2 separate regions of the Mus musculus genome follow, and region 1 is linked to region 2. Evidence: chromatin loops called from intact Hi-C (ENCODE). Cell type or tissue: left cerebral cortex. All regions are shown on one strand.

Region 1 (8,000 bases), 370 kb after region 2:
TGGTGACCGTGGATTGGAGATGACGCACAGTTTGTATTCCTCCTGACTTTGGAGGGGTGAAATGATTTGCACTTTGATACCCTGTTAACCATAGCCTCTGGACACTGAGACTGGAAGGAGAATAAAAGATGCTTATTGTTGTTAAACTGCATGAGGTTGCCAGATCTCTTGGCTTTTTTCCAACCAGACAATAGAGGGGTTGGGGGACATGGTTCTTTCCTATCTCTTTCCCCTCAAGTTCATCTCGTTTATTCAGCTCACTTACTAGAATAGTCATAATTTAATTCAAACCACTAAGCAAGTTGAGAATTTTATACTTCCCTCCATCTACTAGGAGGGCAAGTTAATAAAAAGTAGCTGCCAGCTAATCACATTTTTTTCAATATTTACAAGTCTGTGTTAATTATGCGTCTACAATCACAAGGTCATAAGCCTATTGAGCCAGAAACCAAGACTGGATGTTGAAGGGAAAGTTAGGTGTTTATTTACACACATTTATTTTTGTTTTTATGGTGTTGAGGGACAGAACTGAACAAGTCACATATTCAGATGGAGAACCCCACTGCCAAGCTACAGCTTCATCCCTGGGTATTAAGTTTTAAGTCAGCATATATTTGATGCCACTTATTACAAAGGAATGATAGAGAACAAAGGCTGAAAATAGTCAAAAGATAAACAACTGCTAGAACGTTGAGATGGCTCCCTTGAACTGCTTGCTTGGTGGTATCAAGATTCTTCTGATGAATTTCCTGGGGCAGACTATAACCAACCCATGTCAACCTTTCCTAGGCACCAGCCAATCAGTGCGTGAGTGACAGACAGCCCCCATATGCCTGGCCCTTAGGAGCGAGTATGCCGTTCTGTCTTCCTGACTATCTCCACAACAGTCCTCCCATGCAACTTCAATTTCCTGATTGTCTAAAGAACTCTCTCCTCCTGGACCCTCTCATTTGGTTAACTCCTCCTCACCCTCCAAGACTCACTCTAAGCATTACTTATTTGGGGAAGCCTTCCTGACACCCTAAGTTCCTTGAGGCTGAAAAAAAAAGTGCTCTCATCCTGCGTTCTAGAATGGCTTGAGTTGTTGGTGCTCAGTGCTATCCATGCCTGGTTCCTCCTTCAGGCTGAACTTGTAACCAGCATCTCTGTCTTCATGGCCCAAATAGAGCCTGGGATGACACACTGCCACAGCCTCCTAAATCTGCCCTCTCAGCAGTTCTGATTTGTGAGTCAGCCATCCTTGAATGGGAAAAGGAAATCAGCAGAGTTCTTAGGGTGTGGCATTTCACTTTAATTCCACATCCTATATTAACCATCTGCGTTGTGCCAAGCACCGATGCTAGTGATTCAGAGCTCACAGACTGGCAAGGCAAAAGACCATATGGAAGGCAACTGAAACACAGTCCCATGTAATCACTGAGGGGATATGGGAGGGGAAAACCTCTCCAGTCTGTAGTTGGAGGCACTAGTGTCTGGAAAACTTGACAGAGGAGGGCTTATTTCAGCAGAGCCCTCCTAGACTAAAAAGCATCCTTTTTCTTGTTGAAAATGGCTGCCTTCCAAGGCTAGTCCTACCTAGCCATACATGCTTAGAGTGGCTGCTGGGCACACCCTGCTGGACCCAGAAAGATAAAGCAGATCTCAGCTGTAAGCAGCATAAGAACTTACTTCAGATTTGGCCCCCAGTCTTCAGAGTCCTACCCTTACCATCCAGAGACCCCACCCAGCTCAGCTCATCTTCCTCAGTAGATACAAGATCAGAGCTACCCAGCTGCTATCTGAACTAGCAGCTAGATGGCATCTTAGATGAGGTCCTTTAAAATCTGGTTTGAAAAATGAAATTATTCAGCATCGGACAATACCCATATGACTAGGATCCTACCACACCATATCGTTTGAGAGCCTTTTGTGGTATGAAATAAATTGGCCCAGTGCTGGGTGACATAGGAGTTGCATAAATGTCCTTTCCACCCTAGGAGCAGGCACACAGTGAGCCCTCTGTCTGTGCCAAAAAGCAGTTCCTTGAAAAATCTTTTCCATGTCTATGAATACGAAACAGCCTCTTACTAGAGCCCAAATGATGACAGGCTCATTATACATAGTTGAGCAAACTGGAAACGTTAACTCCTGTTACCAGCAGTTCTCCCCTCCTTGGTGATGATGAGACTTTCTTACCTGGGGCCTTGGGCTGCTGTTCAGGCAGGCAGTGGAGTGGGTCTTTTCATGACTCTTTTCTCCCACTAGAAACTTTCTCTTAAACAGGCATTTTTTTCTGACAGCATCTTACATGTTTAGAACTCAAAGCTCACAGCCACCAAGTAAGTATGCATTTCACTCCGCCCAGGTTGGGGGTTGGAAGGGAACCGATCCAGAGAGAAAACAAGAGAAAGAAAAGCTGGAGAGTTAGTGTAATCTATTTGACTCTCTTTAAAAGTCCCAGGTGCCAGCCTCTACCCCCTGTCACAATCCTAGCTCCCTTGGAGCCAGGGCTCCCTGATCAGATGCCATTTTTGTTTGTTGAAGGCAAAGGAAGCGTCCAGAATCTGGGAGCATCAGAAAAGCATTTCGGAGTGACAGCCATGGGCTGGGCAGTTCTCTGACTGACTCCTCCTCCCTGGGGGTGGGGGCTAGCTGCCGTCCATCCTCCCAGCCCATCATGAGCCAGAATCTCCCCAAGGAAGGGCCAGATAAGTGTTCCATCAGCGGCCATGGCAGCCTCAACTCTATCAGCCGCCACTCATCCTTGAAGAACCGGATGGACAGTCCGCAGATCCGGAAGACCGCTACGGCAGGAAGGTCAAAAAGTTTCAATAACCATCGGCCCATGGACCCTGAAGTCATTGCACAGGTAACAGGGCTCTGAACAGTTACGTGATAAGCTTACACTGGTTACTTCCCCTCAGCAGCCCCGGAGAACCCACAGAACTTAAAGCAGACCAATGCTCTGTACATTCTATAGAGAGTACTGCAAGTATCATACAGTGAACCTGCCAGAACAGCTTAATGAGCAATCTGCCTAGTCCTATCTCTCCAGCAAGAACCTGGAAGTAGAATTAGTCGTACTAAGGTAAAGTCTGGGGTGATAGCTCAGTGGATAAGAATACTTGCTATGGAAGCAAGATGAACTGAATTCAAATTCACAGCACTCACATAAAAGCCTAGCATGGCCATATATGCCTGTAACCTCAGTGCTGGGGATTAGGAGCAGGCAGCCAGACCAGCCAAAAAGCAGCAAGCTTCAAATTCAGTGAGAGACTCTGTCTCAAATAAGATAAGGTAGAGAGTAATAGAGGAGGGTACCTGACATCTTCCTCTGGCCTCTGTCCATAGGACACATTGAATAGGTAGGTAAGTAGGTAGATAGTAGACAGATGATAAAAACCCAATAGTAGGCTTTAGTGAAGCTGAGACAAATATAGTCTGTCGCGTTTATATATTTCTCTACCCATCCCCATCACCCCACTTCCTGAAGCTGATCTAGGTGCTTGTGGGTAGATAATTAGTCCACATCTGATTCTATCATAAAGACCCCAAAGTATCCATGTTGCTTGAAGCTCAGGTACTAGAAGGGCCTCCAGCCCAGGGCTCCTGGTAACAGTGCAGGTGAGCTCCCGATTGCAGGACTTTCCTTCTCATCTACACTACACTGCTGACTCTGTGTTTTCCGTGAAATATTAGAAGCCCAACCCGACATCTAAACATCCAGCTACTGGGGCCACTCCAAGCAGTTCTCTCAGACGTCTCTCCCAGCTATATAATTTTCACTAGAACAGGTAGGAACTAAGGGCTTGGTTTTGTCCTTTTCCTCACCTCATCTTCTGGGGTGACAGGGAAGGGCAGTGGAGGCTCTGTATGGTCTCTGTTGGCTGCATTGCTGCTCAGCTTAAGGAGGTGTACCTGGTGAGGCCAGAGTTAAGCCCTGGGCCTGTGATGTCTTGCTTTGCTAGCCTTCTATCCTGTTTAAGCTCCTGACAGCAGTCTGCCTTGCACCATGGGAATCCTCCTTGATCTTCTTTTGGCCAGTCATTAATCAAAGTGTTAGAAACCGCAAACATACTAGCTGCATTAACAGGACGGGGCCAGGAGATAAGAATTCTTCCAGAGCATTCTAAAAGATTTGGGAAGTCTAGTGTATAGCTCAGTGATGCAAGCTCAGAATGCTTGCCTGGCATGCATAGGCTCCTGGGTTCCATCCCTAAGGTTGCAGGAAGGAAAAAAAGGGGGGCTAATTAATGCCACCGTGATTAGTGAAAATGAGTCCCTGTCATTCGTAGCAACATAGATCATGCCATAGGACCAAAAGCCCTGAGTGGGAAATCTGAGGCTGACTTGGAACTTAAAATGTTTGAAAGTATTCTTGATCCCAAAGAGGAGTCCTGTGGTGGCAATATTAAACACGAGTGTGCAGCAGGGTATGGAGGCTGGGTGCTTACACACAGTGGTTCTCTGGTTCTGCCTTGAGCCCCTGGGCTAGGACTGCTTTTTTCCTAAAAGCTGCAGTGTCCTCTGATTTGTAGATGCTAACTTACCTGTGTGGGCTTTGGCTCCCCCTTCTGGCCACTCTTTGGGTTCTCTTTCATGGTGCTGGGTAGAAGGAACCAGTTTCAAGGAGTTTGGAAATTGAAGCATTGTTCTAACCAGTCTTCAAGGACTTGGCTCTTGAACGGCCCTTAGCTCATGTGGAGGATGGAAGGAATAACCCCCTTAACCATTGGCCTTGAAGTCAAGAAAATAGAGATCATACTTGATCTCCACCACTTTGTAAAATGTGTTCACTATGTACACTTTCAAACAGACACAGACATAGAGAGAATTATATAATGAATCCCCGTGTACTCATGACCTTCCCTTTCTCCATCTAACTGTGTGTAATTTCATCCAGAAATGTCTCAGCACCTGTCACAGAAAACAAGGACTTGAGTTGAAAAGACTCAGCTACTCTTTCCTTGTTAATATTTTCTCTCCGTTGTTAAACTTAGTACATCTATGCAATGTGTTTGATCATGTCTTCCACTGCTCCCTGCCCCCAGCTCCTCCCAGAGCCTCCCACTTGGCTTCCAGCCCAATCTCCTGTTGTTGTTGTTGTTGTTGTTGTTGTTGTTGTTGTTGTTGTTAACAACCCACCCCCAGTCCAATACATACTGGGCTAAGGTTTCCCATATGTATTGGAAGTCTAATATTCCCATATATGCATAGGTCTAGGGCTACCTTCTGGGGTATGATCTAGCTACCAGGAGCCCCAATTCCCAAAACTGAGTGACTCTTCCTCAGCAACTGTCAACTGCCAGTAGCTCCTCTGATGGGGGTGGGGCCTAAGGGGCCCCACCCCAGTTTCTGCTGGCATTTTGGCTGGCTTGATATTGTACAGGTGACCCCAACGGGTATAAGTTGATGTGTACAACAGCCTTGTCATATCCAAAAGTCACCAGTTACTCTTTCTAAATTCCTGACGATGACAATCTCTGTCCCCTTTTTCCACGATCTGGACACTCATATGTCCCAGGACTTTGGCCAATGAAATAAGGCATTTTATTGCTGGTTTCATGGCTTAGCCTATTTGAGTGAAATTGGATCCTTGGGTATATCTGTCTTGGTTTGTCTTACTTTTTCCTTTTTCCTGTTTTGCAGGATATTGAAGCAACAATGAACTCTGCCCTGAATGAGCTTCAAGAGCTAGAGCGGCAGAGCAGTGCTAAGCACACACCTGATGTGGTTCTGGACACCTTGGAACCACTCAAGACCTCCCCGGTGGTAGCCCCCACATCTGAGCCCTCCAGCCCTCTGCACACCCAGCTCCTCAAGGACCCTGAGCCTGCCTTCCAGCGCAGCGCTAGTACTGCTGGGGACATTGCCTGCGCCTTCCGGCCTGTAAAGTCTGTCAAGATGGCTGCTCCAGTCAAACCACCAGCCACACGGCCCAAGCCAACTGTCTTCCCCAAAACAAACGCCACTAGCCCTGGTGTCAATTCATCTGCTTCCCCACAGGCCACTGACAAGTCTTGTACTGTCTAAGGGGTATAACATAATTATTCTAGACAAGGAGACTGGCCGTTTCTAAAATCTTCCTATTTAAGTAGCTTGGGGACTCAGTTGAAAATTAGGTTCTAAGTTGTTCTTACAGGAATTAGCCTTCCCATTACCCAGACCTCGAGAATGAAGCCCTTGTTACTGCTTTCCCCGTTCTGGTCCTTCCTCCACTCTTTGCTTCCCTCTGTTGTTGGAATCCAGCCAGCTCCAGTACATACTGTTCTTAGGTTAGCCAGTGACAGGTTGTCCATGATCGGGTTGCTGCGATATCTGCCAAGGCAAGACATAGGGACATAAGCCTACGTCTGTCCCTTCAGACCATAGAGGACACCTTGACCAGATGTTTGGCTGCAGCTCTCAGTGACATCTTGTTTTTCAGTACTGATTTAAAAAATCATATATAGCCCAGTTTTCATTTTATATAAATATATATATATATATTTGTGTGTATGTGCATGCACATGCACACCCATATACAACACAGGTTTTTCTAGCCTCTCCTGGTCATAGACCACTCTTTGTTGTGGTGGCAGTTCACACAGAAGCCACCTGGAGTCTCTGTTCTCATCACAAACTTTGTTCTGTTTGGAACAGAGAAACCTGGCCTTTGAGATCTCTGTCATAAACATTTAGCAGAATGGGACAGTCCTGTGACCTGCCGTGCGGGTGGGATTCTGTCTTCTTCCTCTTGCTGTGAGGGAGCCACCGGTTGTTTGCATTTGCTCTGCTCCATGCTGTAGAAGTGCATCCTAGTCTTATCTCGGAGCTTTGGAAGTTTTTCTGAACATAGAGACTTTTCTTCCGTTCCTGTCTTTGTCTCTGACACACCATTTTCCATGTAAGATGTTTTCCAATATAAGACAGTTCTATAGCTAGCTCCTTTTAGAGTAAAAAGTCTTAAAGTTTTATTGTGTTTATGGCAGATTTAAAAAGGGTAGGAAATGAGTCCTTCTTTCTCCCACTATTTTTGGCATCTGATACTTTTAAAATTTGCCATTCCATTAAAAAAAATTAAGTTGCTCTCTGCTAATCCAAAAATTGGGCCCAGATTAAAACTATTTCAAGTTCACCTCTTGGCTTAGTTTTGTTATAAAGCTCTCGGGATGAACAGGGGCTTGAAAATCCCTCGATAAATTCTAGAAGTGCTGCCTCTTGAAACTGTTTTTTGTTTATCCAAACAAGGGTGACTAAGGGAACTTTGACCTCCACCAACTCAAAACTGTTTTCCCAAAACCAGAATCTTAAAAAAGGGAAAAACTGAATGTGTCACATTGGGTCCTGCCTTTGACCTTTTTCTACCGTTAGATGCTCTCCCAACCTACAAGCCTGGTGCTTGAAACACTGGCTCTTTTACATCGTGCTTCCCCAGGAGCACCAGAGCTAGGAAATCACACCATGGGATCATGTGTTTCAACAGCTCCCTGCCGCTCAGGCTCATTCTCTGTTTCCTGGCTTGAATGCTATGCTTTTATTTTAACTGTATTGTTTTCTATAGTTCAAGAGAGATGGGTTTGTCATTTGGGTTGGAATCTCTGAGTGTTCTTAGCTTTGGGCTAGAAATGATCCTTTTGGACCAACTTGTGAAGCTGGCAGTTGAATCTGTAGAAAGTGGTGGATGCCTCTCTCTGAGTGAAGGGAATGGGGAGCTTGAAGGAGTCACTAACGAGAAGAGTAACTTGCAGCACCAGGAAGACTGCCCCCTGAGCTAGAGCAGAGAGAGCTTGAGTGGTGTGAGTCTGACTGCATGGGGCACCCCTTGGTCCTTTGGATGTCTGATCCTTGCTGTGCTTTTTACTGACCTGGGCTTGTACTGCTCCTGAGCCAATAGGGGCTTCCAGACCCAAGGATCCGTTTCCTTGATGACTAAGAAGCCCCACCCTTCCCTTTTTACATTCCTCCTAACCTAAGTGAGCAGAGTTTCCACCCTGCCCTACATCCTCTCTCCAGGCACTACCCTCTAAGAAGGTAAAAGC
Region 2 (8,000 bases):
ACAATCTACAGAGCCCAGAAGAGGCAAGGCTGGAGGCAAAGGATGGAAGGAACAGAGCAAGGACCACCAGGGAGGAAACTGAGGATAGCCCAGGAAACTTGGGTCCATCCTTCTCTCATTATCCTGATCCTCACGATGTCATCAGGGACCTGGAGGTGTGGCAAACCAAGTTCTTTGCCCAGAGGAATAGCTAGTAAAATGCCCAGCTGGGCACACAGTAGGGGTCTTTCTTTTTGGAACACATATCATACTTATCTCTTTCCTCTTGAAGAAAGCTCTGCATACTGGGTCATTTAGAAGCCTGCTTTACAGAGTAGATAGAGACTGGGGGACTGTCTGAATCCTCCAAGCAAACAAATCCATGCCTGATCATAATGCCACCAATGCAGCACTGGCCCCTGCTGAAGGCCCCAGCCTTCCTCCCTACACCCAGTGTCCTCAGGCTTCAATTTGAGAAATCTTACATCCAGGTAGTTGATGAGGGGTTCATTGACACTCGAATACACATTACAGGACTCGCTGAGTCGGGTCATGTCCAAGTTATGAGACCTCCAGAATTCTGAGAGCTGTCCTTGGGCCCGTAGTTTCTTCCGAAGGGACTGATGTCTTCTGAGGGGCACTCTGGAGAAAGATCAGGAAATAAAGGGGCATTTATAAATAAAGGCTCCCATTGCCTCTATACCTGTTCAGAGCCTGACTACAGCAAGACCCAGGAGGGAACCTTCAAGACCAGAAGCAGCAATGGCTTTGTCTTGCAGACTCAGAATTTGGGTAGAAATGGCTTTCCCTCCTGGGCACTGGCCTTTTGAGATTTTCTAGGGAATGGGAGGTCAGACACAGTCTATAGTCTGATCATAAAGGGCTGACTTAAAGGGATGGAAGGACCCTGTGGATAGCAGTGCTCAGGCCCCCTTGGGAAAGTATTTGAAGGCTTGGAGTCACAAATCACATCTATGGAGCACACCTTTGAACAACAGAGGGGGAGTCCCTTGAGCTGAGGCAGGCACCTACACTGGAAGGAGAGGCCTGGGGAATCTTCTCTAGGGATTCCTGAGAGATCCCGGTTTCTTCTTTTCATTTCCTCATTAGCTTTCCTCCCCCGGGGCAGCCCTGGGTTGGGGTTGGGGGATGCCTCAATTGAACTTAGTGCTGGAGACAGGGCCTTACCTGTGCAGAGCACCTTGGGCCTGAGCCAGATCCAGGAGCAGCAGCAGCAGCAGCACAAGGAGGGGCTTCATTGTGGTCCAAGGGGTAGCTTCTCTCTCACTCTGCTCCGATCTCCCTTCCACCCTTCTCTCCTCTTGATCACAGGGCAGGGGCACTGGCTCTTCCTGGTGCCCAGACCTGCCCTGCCCAGTCTGAGGACCCAATGATAAGGTCTGGAGTCAATAGCCATGCCCAGAGTAAACACTATGTGTAATAGGACGTCCCTTGTCTGCCCCTGGGTCCCTTTCTTATGCTTGGGGAGCTAAGGGCAAAACCTCTGTGTGTGTGTGTGTGTGTGTGTGTGTGTGTGTGTGTGTGTGTGTGTATACACTCTCTGAAAATGAGGGTGTTGAGGTCTCAGCTTCTTTCAAGTTCTTTGGGCATGCAACATTGACTGTAAGAAACCCCATGTTTATTGTCTAGGTGTGCAAAAGTGAATGAGGGTCCCACCTTGTTGAACTGCTACTATGAATGTTCAGTTGAAGACTCGAGAAGGGCAGAAGCCAAAATGATATAAGTGTAGCATGATTGTGGCTCAAAACATTAGCCAGGCTTTTGTTCTCATATTTCATATTCTCCCTGCATTCCTCCAGAGGCTCTCAAAGCAACTTGTCTTACTCAGAGCAAACCAGTGCTTGCTCACCACAGGTCCTGGAGTGGGACAGTCTGGCTATTGATTTGCGGGGCAAGCTTTCCTGATTCTGGAAACCTGACGGATCTGGCTCTGGGGTTTGTATGGAAGGGAGTGAGGAGGCAAGGGAGGAGCCGAGACTGGAGCAAGTCTGTGTTGGTGTACCAGGGCTGCCATAACAATGTACCACAAGTCAGTGGCTTAAGCAGCATCTACTGTCTCATGATCCTAGAGGTTGGAAAGTCAAGTTTTCTTACCATCAACCCCACCCTGTGATTTTCCTTCTTCAACTTTCCTGACTTAAGAGAGGTAGGGGTGACAGGACGGAAAACCTTCTTGCCCCATCTTCTTAGTCAATGGCTTCTGAGCTGGGATGGGAACACCAGTCCCCCCAGGGAGCTCTGGTAATAAAATAATGGGGTGCCTGGGTTAGGGTTATCGCTGTCTGTGCCAGTTAGTGTTATGGCAAAGTGCCTGCACCTTGCCTTTTATCTCTGATGCCAGAGAAGCCAAAATTGGGTCTGAAGCCAGGCCGAACCTGTTGTGAGATCCAAATTATTGAAGAAACACCCAAAAAAGGAGGGAAATGCAAAACTGACTTTCCTTGTCCCCAAAGCCACCACACCTCTCTAGCATTTACGTTTCCTGGGAGCCCATCCTCTGACTGCCCACAAGGGTGAGGGGCCTGTCTGCTCCCTGAAGAACAGCACGCTGGAGGGGGGCTCGTCACTTGTCCAGAACCAAGCTCTGTCATGGTTGCTCACAGTTGCCTGACCAGACACCTCAGCAACAGCATCTGGGTTTTTAGGAAGGTTAAGTGCAAAAAACAAGGAATGTGGACACACTGAAAACACTTTAACACATCCCATGGTCAGGATACGGTCACTGAGAAAACCTTGGGCTGGAAGAGTGCCTCCAGGTCCTCAAGACCAATCCACTTGCACAGCAGATGGGAACATGGTCAGCGAGAGCTCAAGTGATCTCCAATGGCACAGGTCATTAGGGCTGGGCTAGGGTGACCCAGGCTTCTTAACTGCTAGTCCAGGGCTCTTTCTGCATACATCACTGAGCTATTGATGCCAGCATACCTAAGCCTCTCCTTCTCCATCTCTGACCTTGCCCCATCTGTTTATTAAATGTGTAGGGTTAGGTTAGACCATGTTTAAATGAGACCTGGGCAACTATGAGTTACTTGACCCTGAGGAGGAAGACTCAGTCTGCCTGTCTGTTAATAGGGTCTGCTGAGCTTGGGAAAGTCTGAGAAAGATTGATAGCAGGCCTGTAGGGACTTTTATCAGAGCTGATGGGCTCTGTCCTTTCTGGAAACACCAGGAACCTCACCTAACCTGGCTCACTGGATCCTCCCAGACTGAAACGGAAAACTACTGTGGACCATTGTTAAGGATGGTGCGAGCCATTTCTGGATCAAAAGCCCCTAAGCATTTGAGGGTCTATGTGTGTGTGAGACCTCTGGGAAAAATCATAGAGAACATTAGAAATTGGCACATGGGGCAAAGGACACAATGTAGGCAGCCATCCAGTCTCAGCACGTGCAAAGGAGCCTCGACAAGAGGGCTCTCCAGGAATGGCTGGCTGCATGCAGAGGTTTGACAGTTCCCAGAATGTGGGGAAGCTGTTGGTGGTGACACGTGACATTACCTAATTAGCTTCTCTTTTTATAGTTTCAGATTGACAAGGATAAAATAATGACAGGGGCAGCTGCACAGTGCTATATGGGAGTCAGCTGGTCTGGTGTGGGATACATGCTGGCTCCTTATGGCAGGGAGCTACACTCCAGGAGCCCCTGTCTCCATCTCTGGCAATAGCATCAGCTCAAAATGACCCTGACAAGGAGTTAAGAAAATGTCCTAACCTCTTTCTGCTCAGAGCCGAGGGATAAAGGAAAATCCACTGTGCAGTAGGTGGCAAGGCATAGAGAGACTGGCCCAGGATGCTTGGATCCACCTAGTTTTGCCCTAACTGACCACCTGGCCATAAAGCAATTTCTTTCAGAACTTCATGTCCTCATGTCTAAAATGAAGAGGTTAAATTGAATAATGAGAACAAGAGACAGTGGGGAGGGCGTAGCTGTGTCTCAGATGCTATGTTAAAGGACTTAGAAGTATTTCTTCAGACCTCACGCCAATCCTTCGAGGATATTTAAAGCCGTTTCACACGTGAGGAAATGGAGACCCAGGATGGCTCCCGTGCCAGTGCTGTAACCCCATTCCAAACCCAGGTTGGCCTAACTTTAAAGCTGATGTTCCTAACCATGGCACTGTACTAAAGGATCCAGAGTAGGGGTTCTTAACCCCTTTAGGAGCCATACATCTGCATATCAGATATTTACGTTGTAATTCATAACACCATGATTTCTAACAGCAGGAAAATTACAATTATGAAATGATAATGAAAAAGAATTTTATGGTTGGGGGTCACCACAACACAAGAAACTATATTAAGGGGTCCCAACATTAGGGAGGTTGAGAACCACTCTTCTAGAGGGTCTTATGTTCTAGAACCCCTTTCTGAAAGAGGGAGATAGAGAAGCTAAAGAAAGAGGGAGAGATTAATTTCTGCCATGGCAGATGTTTTGCAAGGTTGGAAGAATAAAAGGTATGTACAGGGCCTGGTGTGGTAACAAATGTTCTCATTCACGTTCATAAAGATGTGCTTGTTCTTTGAGACATGGTCTCACTGCATACCCAAGGTACCCAGTATGTGTCTCCTCATTATGTGTTTTTAAAACTATTCTTTGTCTTGCCTTCAATAAAATGCTCAGGAAGACTCACTACTGTATTTCTTGTAGGTGCAAAAATTACATCTGCAAACCTCTCTGAATTATGAAAAAAGCAAAACTACTCCTTCATCTGTCTAATGCAGAAACAGAGAACTTGGCAGGAAACACATTTTTTGCACAGCTTTGTTTTCTTTGTTTTTTTTTCCCAAGACGCCCATTCTCGTGCAACTGGAAATCAGAAGACTCTGACCTCCCCAGCATCTCCCCATGTCACGAACTCAGTCAATTTGAGTTATTACTACAACCACCACCAGTTGTATTCTGGGACATTGGTTTTTAGACCAGAAATTGAGCAGCGTCGCCAGTAGAGGGCGCAGGCACCATGGAGGTTTCCTGCCCGATGCTTCCGCGACCTGCCAGCACGCGCATGCGTGCCATCCTTCTTGCACAGTGACTTACAGGCTTGAATGTAGACAAAGCAGCGTTTGAGTCCTACCAAACGGCTTGTGATTTTTTTTTTTTTTTTGAGTTTCAGATTCTTCAGTTATAAAAGAGGAAGTGTGTGCAGGACATGGTGGAGCACCCCTGTGGATCTGCTGCAAGTATGAGGGCAGTCTGGTTTACATAGCAAGCTGCAGGCCAGCCAGAGTTACACAGTGAGATGCTATCTGAGTCAGGGAGGGAGGGCCATCTACAGGAGAAAATCACATTCAAAAGAGCGATTAAGATTATGTCTGTTTCAAGATGCTGAGACAGGCATCTGATTAGATTCAACAAACTCCCCTGTGGAAAAGCCTCCAAATGGAGGTCTTGGCAGACATCGGTTATTTATTTACAGGCTGGGGTGCATAATCTCGCTTATCTAATTTCAGAAAAAGGATCACTGAGGCCCCTCTATTTTTCAGTAGGCACAATTCAGGTGTAGGTATCTCAGCGTTGTCTAACTAACCTTAAACATCAAGGTAACCATAGGCTTATGTATTTAAATGTCTGGTCCCCAGCTGGCAGATTTTTTAGGGAGGATTAAGTGTGGCTTTGTTGAAGGAGGTGTGTCACTGGGGGGTGGGAGTGGGCTTTGAGTTTTCACTTCAAAGTCAAATCAGTGAGGTGCAATAAGGCAAGTTGTGCCCTCTGAGTGAACTTTTGGGAAAAAAATTATTTACCTTCTTATGTTTATGCATAGTTGGGCATACATATGATTAACATTAGATGCATTATGGGAAGAGACACGCATAGTGAGCAAAGGCTTTATGTAATTGAAGCTGTCAATCAAAATTATCTGACATACCCCTTAGTAAACAGAGTCCTCTTCCTTCATCCCGTAAAGGAAGTACTCACTTGTTCACCTAGATAGCTTACGGTCATTCTTTTTAAAATTCATGTATTTATTTATTTATTTATTCATTTATTCATTTATTTATTAGTGTGTGTGTGTGTGTGTGTGTGTGTGTGTATGTGTGTACGTGTGTCTGTGTGTTTGTGTGTGATGTCCATATATGCCTTAGCTTGCTTGTAGACGTCTGGCTTGAGGAAGTTGGATTTTTCCTTCCACTATGTGGGTAGCAAGGATCAAACTCAAGTCATCAATAAGGCTTGGCAGCAAGCACCTTTAAGCGCTGAGCCATCTTGCCAGCCCCTGTAATTCCAGTACCTGGGGGCAGGTATCTTTAATAGATCATCTGGGCTACCAGGTGTGCCTGTGCAATGTTGTTAAGATAAATATATCTCCAAGGCATTGTTTGCTCTACTTTTTCAAATGAAGAAACTGATGTTCAGAAAACTCCAGTAGCCATACCACTAGAGGGTCCAAACGCAAACATGTGGCTCCGTTTTGCATTTGAGTCTGCACTGCCTCTCCCGCTATTGGTACATCTGCTATGCCTGCATCTGGATTGGGAAGAAGAACCTAAAGTGTCGAAGAGTTTGAGACGGTGGGGAAGCAGCTAGTTGGGGTCTGAGAGCACTGGCTCACCTTCTAGTCCTGCACCATCCCTAGCTTACTAAGCCTGGGACAAATAACTTCCCACCTCTGGAGACAAAAAAAAACCTTTACAATTTGTGGTCGTACTGTTGAGTGGGGAATCACATTTGGTCCCTAATTCTTTACCACTAGAATTAGAGAAAGTTTTTCTCAATAAGAATATGTTAAACAATAACAAAAAACGATGTGGTAGGGTATATGAGGTAGCCAAATAGGTGAAAGTTATTGCTGCTTAGCCCGAGGACCTGAGTTCAGTTCCCAGGTCCTACATAGCGCAAAGAGGGAACTGATTCCCTCAAATTACCCTCTGACCTCCACACAAGCACTGTGGCATGGGTGTGTACTACCCCTTCTCCCAATAAATAAATTTTATAAACAGCAGCAACCTGGTGTTGTGAGCTGGTAGTCCAGCTATTTGAGGAGCTGAGACAGGAATATAGAAAGATCAAGGCCTGCTGGTTACTTAATCGGACCCTGTATCCAAATGAAAAATGGAAAGGTGGGGTTGGGACTACAGTTCAGTGGTTGGGTACTTACCAAGCATGCCCAAGGCCCCAGGTTCGATCCCTAGCACCAAAAAATGAAAATCAGGTACCCAAACCTGAAAACCTGCTGTTTCTTCATGTCCCTAATGTTGTAGAATGTGTTTGGCACTACATTCTGGGTAGCATGATTCGTGTTACATGGTGGGCAGAAAACCTCAAGTTCATTAGGGGCTTCTGATAGCTGCTTACTCAGGAGGCGGCTTCCAGATGGATTCTTGCTGGAATGCCCTTAAAAGCTGTGATCTGGGTTTTGACAACTGACAAGTAGAACAACTCGAGAGCCCTGCTATCTGCTGAGAAGCCTGGCACAGGGTCGGCCTGCTTACTGAACCTGCCAGGTAGCTGCTTCATTAAAGTGGCATCCAAGTGGGTGGCCCTTGGGGCCCCTCTTCATGGCTTTGATGGCCTGTTCCCTCTTTAGAGTACACCAAGTTCAGCAGGGTGTTTTACAGCTGCAGCAGACTCAAAGGCTGAGCCCTTACACCTGTTCCCCATTGCGGACCACACCCATGTTTCTTTACGTATCTGCTGGTGGCTACTAAGAAGGGCCATAGGGATAAAATTTCCAAATGTGTTACAATTTCTTGTTCCAGATCTCTGGAGGGTAAATTTAAATATCCCAAAGTCATTATTTCTTCTCAATGAGTTTTATGTCAAGTAAAGATGATTTTGGTCAATTAGGCCAAGTTACAGATTCAGTCACTACTAATCTTTTGGGTTTGAAGAGTTTGTTGTTGTTGTTTGTTTAATGTACCTGTCTACATGTGAGTTCTGGAACAGCCAGGGCTATGTAGAGAAACTGTGTTTCAAGAATAAGTAAATAAATAAATAAAAATAAAATAGAAAATGAAAATTAAAGTGGGCTAGGGAACACATCTTTTATGTTTCTCCCTTTGA

Evidence for each region. Hi-C counts contacts between places; a loop is a spot of excess contacts. Peaks named below come from ENCODE experiments on the same cell type or tissue, not always from the same donor. Only the 100,000 strongest peaks of a DNase experiment are listed, where the experiment ranks them.
Region 1: a loop joins it to region 2, with 4 times the contacts of the local background. A loop is called at or near these places in 2 of 42 quality-filtered maps.

Annotation. Positions count from the first base shown.
Region 1 is chr1:131,287,369-131,295,368 of GRCm38, reverse strand. Srgap2 (SLIT-ROBO Rho GTPase activating protein 2) reads left to right here. Exons shown (of 23, transcript NM_001081011.2): 22 at 2,524-2,848; 23 at 5,629-8,000. The coding sequence ends at 6,012. The region is part of intron 1 of Gm51644 (a long non-coding RNA gene); the gene reads right to left. Among named protein-coding and RNA genes, the nearest start is that of Ikbke, 12 kb to the right of the region's middle. In left cerebral cortex, CTCF peaks have their summits at 1,609 and 4,552 (motif pointing left); DNase peaks (open chromatin) are centred at 1,319 and 4,549; H3K27ac peaks cover 627 bases.
Region 2 is chr1:131,655,234-131,663,233 of GRCm38, reverse strand. Ctse (cathepsin E) reads right to left here. Exons shown (of 10, transcript NM_007799.3): 2 at 1,168-1,358; 3 at 465-621. The coding sequence starts at 1,238. Among named protein-coding and RNA genes, the nearest start is that of Ctse, 21 kb to the right of the region's middle. In left cerebral cortex, a CTCF peak has its summit at 4,935 (motif pointing right); a DNase peak (open chromatin) is centred at 4,991; H3K4me3 peaks cover 473 bases; H3K27ac peaks cover 547 bases.